Linked DNA regions of Homo sapiens: region 2 is linked to region 1. A link is a contact called in ENCODE Hi-C or POLR2A ChIA-PET data. All regions are on one chromosome and are shown on one strand. Each heading gives the region's core, a stretch centred on a gene start or an enhancer-like site at or near the end of the contact. The rest is flanking DNA. Distances are from core to core; before and after follow the strand shown. Region 1 holds the start of RAPGEFL1 (Rap guanine nucleotide exchange factor like 1). Region 2 overlaps LOC105371773 (a long non-coding RNA gene).

Region 1 (4,448 bases), core at 829-3,328:
CCCAGCAAATGTTTGTATTTTTAGTAGAGACAGGGTTTCACTATGTTGGCCAGACTGGTCTCGAACTTCTGACCTCATGTTGCACCCTTCTCGGCCTCCCAAAGTACCGGGATTATAGGCGTGAGCTGTTGCACTTGGCCAGTATTTTTTTTTTTTTTTTAATATGGAGTCTCTCACCCAGGCTGGAGTGCAGTGGCATGATAACAGCTCACTGCAACCTTCACCTCCCAGGTTCAAGCAATCCTTCTACCTCAGCCTCCAAAGTAGCTTGGATTACAGGTGTGTGCCACCATGCCCGGCTAATTTTTTTTGTATTTTTAGAAGTGGGGTTTCACCATGTTGGTCAGGCTGGTCTTGAACTCATGACCTCAAGTGATCTGCCCGCCTTGGCTTCCCAAAGTGTTGAGATTACAGGCGTGAGCCACCAAGCCCAGCCAGCATCAGTATTTCTGAGAAGCTTCCCTGTGATTCCAGTGTGTAGTCAGGGTGAAAACCACTGCCACTCCAGGAGGACCATGACTTGATGCTGGCTCTCCTCACTGATTCAAAATGTTGAACTTAGTCTCTGCCTGACATCCTTGAGCATTTGGGGGAGTACTGGGGTCCTGTGTCCCAAGCTTCTAGCTTCCAGAAGTCTCTCAGTCTGTTTTATTTTCAACCCCCTACACCCTTCACACTCCCCAATTCGCCCTTCCTAACCAACAATTCCCAAATCCTGCCCAGAGAGAAGGTTACCAAGGCAACCGGCTTAATCTGGTAACTGTGGCATGTGCTGGGAGAGAAGCCCTTCCCTCTTCCTATTCAGTTCATAAAATGCTACCTGGGGAGCTCCAACCCATTCCAGCCACTTTCCCCTTTCAAGCCAGGGGATATTGGAGTGTCCAATAAGGGGAGCACAGGAAGCTGATACTCAGACCTCTAATACAGCTTCTTAGCCAAAATTGTGCGCTGTCTTCTTTTTACTGTTTCCAAATCCACAAACAGATGGGTGTGCAAAGCTTTATTTCTGTGAACACATGCTCTAGCACACATGGGAACAGATATGCACATACATTGATACGTATGTCATACACACCCTGTTCAGTTTTACTACCACTCCCAGCCATTAGCATTCCTGTCTCTGCCTGGTTGGTGCTCGGTAAACAGGGGTGGGGCATTGTCCAGAGAGCCTCAACCCATCGAGAACCTGCTGCCACTCCCACACCTTGTAAGTCTAACCTGGATGTTCTCACACTTAGCATGGCTTTACGATGCACCCCCCTCCTCCCCCACACTCCTTCTGGGGCAGCATATCCTTAAGGACAGAATGCTCCTGGTGTGGGCATCAGGAGTAAGGATTACTTGGAGTGCTAATTGGCACCACTTTTCCCACTCCATGGCCATGTACACTTGGGCTCTGTGCTTGATGATAGTCGGCAGTTCTGGGGCTTGTCACCTGTCTCCATGGCCCTGCTTCCTTCTGCTGCCAGCTGGGCTCAGGTGCCCTTGTGCTCCTGGTCTCCTCCCCACTGCCTATTATCCCCTCCTCACCCCAGCTAGACCTGCCACAACCTGCTGCTCCCTGCCTGGCTCCTACCTGCCTGCCAGTACCTGCCCACAGACCAGGCCCACACCACCTATTGTGCCCTACCAGAGAGGACAGATGGGCACCGCCTCCAGTGGCAATGCTAATTCACCCAAGAGGCCTTCCCAGCTCTTCTCACAGAAGGAAGATAAACTCCACATATTTCTGTGAGTATGAGAAAGGTGCACACTCTTGGGTTCAGCAATCTGTAGGCCTGACTTGGGTACACAGGTAGGTGAGTGAAGGTGTCCAGGCCACAGACCTGTCCTGACTCTTTGAAATGATGCTGAGACCCGGTTATCCCTTGAGCCAGGAATCCTTCCCCATTGGTAAATCTCTGACTTACCTTTGCCCTTAATTTCTTCTGCTTAGAACCCAAGTCCCTTACTGTTTCCCTCGCGGTCAACCCCAGCGCGCGAGTTCAAGCCTCGTGCGGCGCGGGGGCGAGCCGAGGAAGGGTAGGGGCGGGGACTGGGCGGGGACTGGAGGAGGGGGCGCGGTCTCGGTTCTGCCACCTTCCCCCTCTTCACGGCCAGGAGCGCAGCCGCCGCCGCCGCCGCCGCCGCGTCCTCTCAGCCTTGCGCTCCGCCCGCTGCCTCTGCCGCCGCAGCGCAGAGCCGGGCGCACCGGCCCCGCAGCCTGCCCACTCTTCGGGCCGCGTGCCGGCTGCAGCCGGCATGGGGGGTTGCTGAGAGCGAGCACTCCTTTCCTCTGGCACCTCCCCCGGCTACTGGCCACTGGACTCTGGCCAGCGAGGCTCGGCCCCTCTGGCCCCCAGTCTGGCGCCTGGCACGGCCCTCTACTCTGCTCCTCCAGCTCTGAGCATCGTGTCTTCGCCGCCCCCCCCGCCCGCGCCTGGGATACCTGGGTCCCCCGGCGACCCCTAGGAGAGGGGCGGGGGGGGGCATGAAGCCGCTGGAGAAATTTCTGAAGAAGCAGACGTCGCAGCTGGCGGGCCGAACGGTGGCGGGAGGTCCCGGCGGGGGTCTGGGGAGCTGCGGTGGGCCTGGAGGGGGTGGGGGACCCGGCGGGGGCGGCGGTCCAGCCGGGGGACAGCGGTCGTTGCAGCGGCGTCAGAGCGTGTCTCGCCTGCTGCTCCCCGCTTTCCTCCGGGAGCCCCCCGCCGAGCCGGGGCTGGAGCCGCCCCCTGAGGAGGAAGGAGGAGAGCCGGCGGGGGTCGCGGAGGAGCCGGGCAGCGGGGGGCCCTGCTGGCTGCAGCTGGAGGAGGTGCCGGGGCCCGGGCCTCTCGGGGGAGGGGGGCCCCTGCGCTCCCCTTCCTCCTACTCATCTGACGAGCTGTCCCCAGGCGAGCCCTTGACTTCGCCGCCCTGGGCCCCTCTGGGCGCCCCCGAGCGGCCCGAGCATCTTCTGAACCGGGTTCTGGAGCGGCTTGCTGGAGGGGCTACCAGGGACAGCGCCGCCTCAGGTAAGGAGCCGGTGGGCTCGAACACCCAGAGCAGGGGCTGGCCCCGGCTCCTCTTCCTTGCCCTTGGAGCGTAGGGGTGGCGCCGTGCCGGGGCTTGGTTATAGGGTTGAGTGGTCCGCGGAAGCCGGCTAGGGGCCTAGCGGAGGTACAGACCCTCCCGCGGAAGAGGAGAGCAGTACTCACCTTCCTCCCTACAGCAGCCTCACCCTCGTCTGGAGAAGCAGCTGAGCCTCTTACTCTCCTTCAGCCACCCTTCCTTTCCCCTGGGCATTGGAGCCACTGACTCCCATGGGTCCCTGATGTTGAATACCTCCTCCTGTGGCCCCAAATTAGGGCCTGACACATTAAAATGGGAGCTGCCCAGCGCAGCCATGCCACCCGCCAGAGGTGCTTTAGCCCTGAAAACCCTGGGGTCCCTGACTGTTCAGAGGCCTACACAGCGCAGGCTGACCCACCCAGGGAGGCAGTGCCAGACAGGCACAGGCCCCAAGCTGCCTTTTAGGCATCAGCAAAGGGATGCGTTGTCCTTAGCAGTTTGGTGGGGGGGATAGTATTCTCCTTGGGCTGGACTCAGAAGGTGTCTGGGAGGGGAGAGGTGGCTGGGCCGGCATCATGGCCCTGCAGCATCCAGGGTGTCCAAGCGCCTCCAGCTTCCACCCTTCGGTGGCAGGCCTCAGCACCCGGCTTTTTTTTTTTTTTCTTTTGGAGATGTAGTCTCACTGTCACCCAGGCTGGAGTGCAGTGGCGCCATCTCAGCTCACTGCAACCTCCACCGCCCAGGTTCAAGCGATTCTCCTGCCTCAGCCTCCTGAGTAGCTGGGACTACAGGCATGTGGCACCACGCCTGGCTAATTTTTGTATTTTTAGTAGAGACAGGGGTTTCACCGTGTTAGCCAGGATGGTCTCGAACTCCTGACCTCGTGATCCACCTGCCTTGGCCTCCCAAAGTGCTGGGATTACAGGCGTGAGCCACTGGCCTGGCTAATTTTTGTAGTTTTAGTAGAGACGGGGTTTCGGGGTTTCACCAACTTGGTCAGGCTGGTCTTGAACTCCTGACCTCGTTATCTACCTCCCCCCACCCCCACCCCACGGCCTCCCAAAGTGCTGGGATTACAGGCGTGAGCCACCGGACCTGGCACACGGCCTCTTTAAAATATAATCACCACACCCTGAGAAGCTTATTCCCTAAATGATGATACTATTTCACCACTCCCTTTCAGCACCCCTACTAAGGGGCCTTTGAGGAAACCAAGGCCCCAAATCTGGTTAGTTCTGAGGTAGAAGACCGAGGGTTCTTTAGGTCTAGCTCTAGGCATTACTCTAAGCCCAGGAGGGTCTGAGGTTTGGGAGCCCCGGCTGAGGCCCTAATGGTGAGGGCTTTCACACTTGCTCTCAGCCCTCGGCAGGGAACCCCAACCTAGATGTGTGGAGGGGGGCTCCACTCTCCTAGATCCTTCT
Region 2 (4,433 bases), core at 6-2,505, 340 kb after region 1:
GAATCACTTGAACCCAGGAGGCAGAGGTTGCAGTGAGCCGAGAGGGCACCACTGCACTCCAGCCTGGGCGACAGAGTGAGACTCCATATCAAAGAAAAAAACAAAAAAACAAAAAAACAAATTGGGCAGAACCACTGGGGTAAAATAGGCAACAAGCTCAGAAGGTTTACATATTTGGGGGGTGAGGGTCAGGGGAGGTGTCCCATGGAGGCGGTCTCAAAGGGAAGCCACGTGTTGAATACTTCCAGTACCAATAGCAGGGTGGGGGGATCCAGGAGTAGTGAAGCAGTGAATCCCCCAGCCCATTCCCACCCCTTACTCTGGAACCTCCTCCTAAAAGTACAGGAAAATCCTTATTTAATAACAATCAACAGAACAGGATTATGAACCGACACCATACAGAGGTATTTGTAAGAAAGAAGGTGGATGCCGGAATCCTTTCTTCAAACAGAAGCTTACCAGTAAGTGCAGACTAATACAACAGGTAGGTCAAGGCTAATCCAGTTGGAGGGGGTGCTGGTGGAGGTGGGCACTGAGGGAGGGGGTCAGCACCCTAGCCGTCCAGCCCTCTCCATCCTCCTGCACCCGCCACACCTGGGTTCTGTGCAGCCTGATGTGTCCCCACCCCCTCCTATGCAATGAAGGAGGGAGACGCAGAGATGGAGGGCGGCTTCCCCAAGACCACCCAGGGTACTGGTTTGTGGTGGAGCGGGAAGAGGTCACGACGCCTCCTGCCTAGCACTCCCTCTCTTACCCCAGCCTGTCTGTTGCCGCCTGCATCCCTCCATTCACACAGTGTCTTCTCCTGCCAGACACCAGCAGGACACAGCGGGCAGGACAGGTTCCTCTGGGTCTGCCCGAAGGACTCAAAGTCCAGGGACAAGAGTCGCTTGGTGGCCTCAGGAAGGAGAGAAGGAGGCACTGTTTCGGATGGGCCGGGGGAAGTGGAGGTGGGATGCAGGGCTGTGGAGTCCTCCTGGCAGCCTAGGCTGTGTGTGGGGCGTGGCGGGATGCCAGAGGGTCTGTGTTGAGGCCTAGCCCTGTCTCCTCTACAGTGGAGGAACTGCTTTGGGACTCAGTTTTGTTACTTGTAAAATGGGGCCACGCTCTGCCCTTCCAGCTTCATGTTGCTGAAGGGAGGCTCTAAGGAGACGGAAGCTTCCTGTTCCTGTAACAAGATGCCATGAGCGAATCATACTCTCAGCCTGGCCCCCAGGAGTCTCCTCCCTTCGGGCTTCTGGAGTTCCCTGCTCCACTCTGACCCCCAGGGAGAGTCCCCACGTATCCTCCCCGCTGTGGAGGGTGCCCTTGCAGTCCTCCCTGAGCTGCCCCAGGATGACTGGCTCCACAGGGAATGTCCTCCCACTCTGTAGGAAGTGGAGCATGGCTGAGAAGAACTCCCTGTGGTCAGGTCACCCCCATCCCCAGACGCACACAGACACAAACACATACATATCCTGAGGTATTGAAGAAGAATTCACCACACCCTGAAGATTGCTTTCCACAAAGCACTCTCTCCAAGCCCTGAGTCACCCAACTCCTTCACTCTGGACACCCTGCCAGGAACAAGGATATTTGTCCTTTCGGCAGACATGGGTTCAAGTCCCTGCTCCACTGCTAACTAATGGCATGGCCTGGGTCAAGCATTACTTGCTAATCTCAGTTTTTTCATAGGTAGAATAAGGATAATAGCATCAACCTTATATGTTGGTTGTGAGGATCAAGTGAGATAATGTGTGTGTGGCAGGAGGAAAGCCATCGGCGGGGGCGGGTGGGGGTCGAGTGTTCCATCCCAGTCTCTCCCTTCTCTCTGCTCATCAGAGAAAATCCTGACTTGGCCTATTTGAATTGTGTGTGTGTGTGTGTGTGTGTGTGTGTGTGTGTGTGTGTGTGTGTGTGCGCGCACGCCTCCCTTAACCCTCTATGAAAGGTGCTGATTTATTGGAATAGTCCTTAGGCATAGGCGATATAGAACTGGGAGGAGAGAGAGAGAGGGAAGAAGGATTAGCAGCAAGACTGAGGGAGGAGGGAGGTTTGAGCAGCTGTAATGGGTGAGGGAAGAGAGTGGGTGGGAGAAAGGAGATTTGAGAAGCATCGCTATGATCCATGAATCTTTGTAGTCAAGTTTAAGAAATTCAAGTAAACAGAGTTATTGTGAAATTATTATTTTTTGGTTGCTATTCTCTCTCTCCTCTCCCACTCTGTCTCTTTTTTTTTTTCTTTGAGATGGGATCTTGCTCTGTCGCCTAGGCTGGAGTGACGCAGTGGTGAGATCATAGCTCACTGCAGCCAATTTTTTTTTGTAGCAACAGGGTCTTGTTATATTGCCCAGGGTGGTCTCAAACTCCTGGCTTCAAGTGATCTTCCTGCCTTAGCCTCCCAAAGTGCTGGGATTACAGGCATGAGCTACTGCGCCCAGCCTGGTTGCCATCCTTGATGATAACGCAGCTTTGAGACTGGACCATTTGCATGACGGCCTTATAAGTGATACCCCTAAGTAACATGCTTAGCACACAGTAGGGACACAGTAGGCACAGTGACTGGTGCTGTATCCTCTCAATTTGGATGACACTTGTGTGCACATGTACTGTCTCCCATATTGGACTGGGTGTTTCCTGAGTGTGGGTTGGATCACATCAGCCTGGGAGCGACTTGAAGCCTGGGACTCTATTTTGTTTCCCTGCCCTCCCACCCCCCGCCATATTAGATGAGAAGCTCCTTGAGGACAGGGATTCTTCCTGTCCTGCTTTCTTCATTAGACCTGCAACTCCCAGTGTGGGTGATGCTCTTCCTCCTTTTGGCTCTGCTCGAGGACTGAGAACAGGATCCTGCTCACAGACTGTGTCTTAGACCCACCTGCCTTGGCCTCCCAGAGTGCTGGGATCACAGGCGTGAGCCACCGCACCTGGCCATGATAGCTTGGCTTTCATATCTCTGCCTGGCAGTGGGTTTGGGATCTTCATAATCCAGTTCAGCTTGCTGCAACTCAATTAGACTCCAATACTTATTGATTGCCCACTGTGTGCTAGCTATAGGACTGGGTGCAGGGGAAATATGAGGATTCCCTTTAAGGAATCCCTCTCCACCAGAGGGACAGGTGTGTGCAAAGCTCTCTTTGTTGCAGAGAGATTGGAACTACAGCAAAGGTATGAACAGGTGTCACGGGGACACAGAAGAAAGAGCAGTTACTCTTCCGGAAGGTTGGAGAAGATTTTGTGAAGGTGGGGATGTTTGATTTGAACCTTGAAGAACAAGCAGAGACCCAAGAAGTACAGAAGAGGGGAGGTGGAAATAGCATGAACGAGGTGGGGCATGGTGAGTAGTCTAGTATGGAGTGGGAAGGAGGAATAGCAATGAGCATTTATTGAGCACCTACTAATCACTGGATTCTGTGCTAGGTGCTCTGCATATATATTATCTCACTTAATCCTCACAGCAATCTGAGAAGGTAGGTACTGATGTGGGAACTAACATTTGGAGAGAACAGATGGTTGAACCAGGATTTGAATCAGGTTTGTTTGACTCCAAACTCCATGCTCTTTTTTTTTTAATCATGCCAGTGGTTTTCCCAGTATATTCTACAAAATTTTTAGGGTTCTGAGGAGGTGCTTTAGGGACACGTATAATTTTAGTTTCGTATTTAAAATATATTATAATCAACAGACACTGAAATGTGTTATGTAACAAAAAAAAGCTTTCCTTCCATCTCTGTGCATATTTTTGAGTTTCTTGTAAATGTGTCATTGATTAGAAGGACTGCACAGTCTGCTCAGGTCTGTCTATGTAAAAGCACACACCCATGCCCACCAGCCTTCATTACAAGGTCAGTGGGACTTCCAATCCAAGAGGGTTGACTAAATGCACATGGGCTTATCTTTACCTCTTCCAGAAATGTCTTTGTAATAAATAATAAACATATCAATGCTTCCAAAGGAGAATTTGAATTGGGAGGGGGCACCTGTGGACAAGAGAAATCCCAACAAATTTCTGGAGAAGTGGTTCGATGGGGAAGGATGACTGAGTAAGCAGGACAGAGGAAGCTGCTGTGTGGAATGCACATGGCTGGGTTTGCAGCCAAAGAGGGAGCTGACCCACCAGCAGAGGCACAGAGAAGCTCAGGACTTGGATGTGCTAGGTGCAATGGAGGGTGGGAAAGGGATATGTGGCTGAAAAGGGGGAGCTTAATTGGAAGTCTAAAAATGGAACAGTTAAATCCCTGACTCTTATATGCAAACTGTTCAGCCAGCAGATGTTTGCTTTGTCCCCCATTTTGCTCCTTCCCCTAATTTCTTCTTTAAAGAAATTAAATTGCCTGAGGAAGACTAGGATAGCTGGGTTTTAAGGTGGCATCTGAGAACAAAGCACATTGCAGGCTGACATTTAGAAATCTCAAGGCATAAAGATCAGTTTACGTGGAAACAAAGCCTGCCATT

What was found. Hi-C counts contacts between places; a loop is a spot of excess contacts on that map. ChIA-PET counts read pairs that join two places held with the same protein, here RNA polymerase II (POLR2A).
Region 2: a loop to region 1 is called in a map of endothelial cell of hepatic sinusoid, with 4 times the contacts of the local background. The contact joins the enhancer-like site here to the promoter of RAPGEFL1 in region 1. A Hi-C loop is called at or near these places in 1 of 168 maps with a recorded cell type or tissue (endothelial cell of hepatic sinusoid). POLR2A ChIA-PET finds 5 or more read pairs at or near these places in 1 of 52 experiments (activated CD4-positive, alpha-beta T cell).

What each region holds. Positions count from the first base shown.
Region 1 is chr17:40,175,392-40,179,839 of GRCh38, forward strand. RAPGEFL1 (Rap guanine nucleotide exchange factor like 1) reads left to right here and starts at 2,079. Exons shown (of 15, transcript NM_016339.6): 1 at 2,079-2,990. The coding sequence starts at 2,471. RefSeq lists enhancers at 958-1,458, 1,459-1,959, 2,351-3,207, 3,208-4,062 and a silencer at 1,991-2,120.
Region 2 is chr17:40,520,341-40,524,773 of GRCh38, forward strand. LOC105371773 (a long non-coding RNA gene) reads left to right here. Exons shown (of 4, transcript NR_188623.1): 2 at 375-484; 3 at 3,125-3,315. Among named protein-coding and RNA genes, the nearest start is that of TNS4, 21 kb to the left of the region's middle. RefSeq lists a silencer at 4,257-4,433. Within about 2 kb of position 1,256, at least 5 of the 41 ENCODE cell types and tissues checked have a DNase peak (open chromatin) inside an H3K27ac peak, as active enhancers do.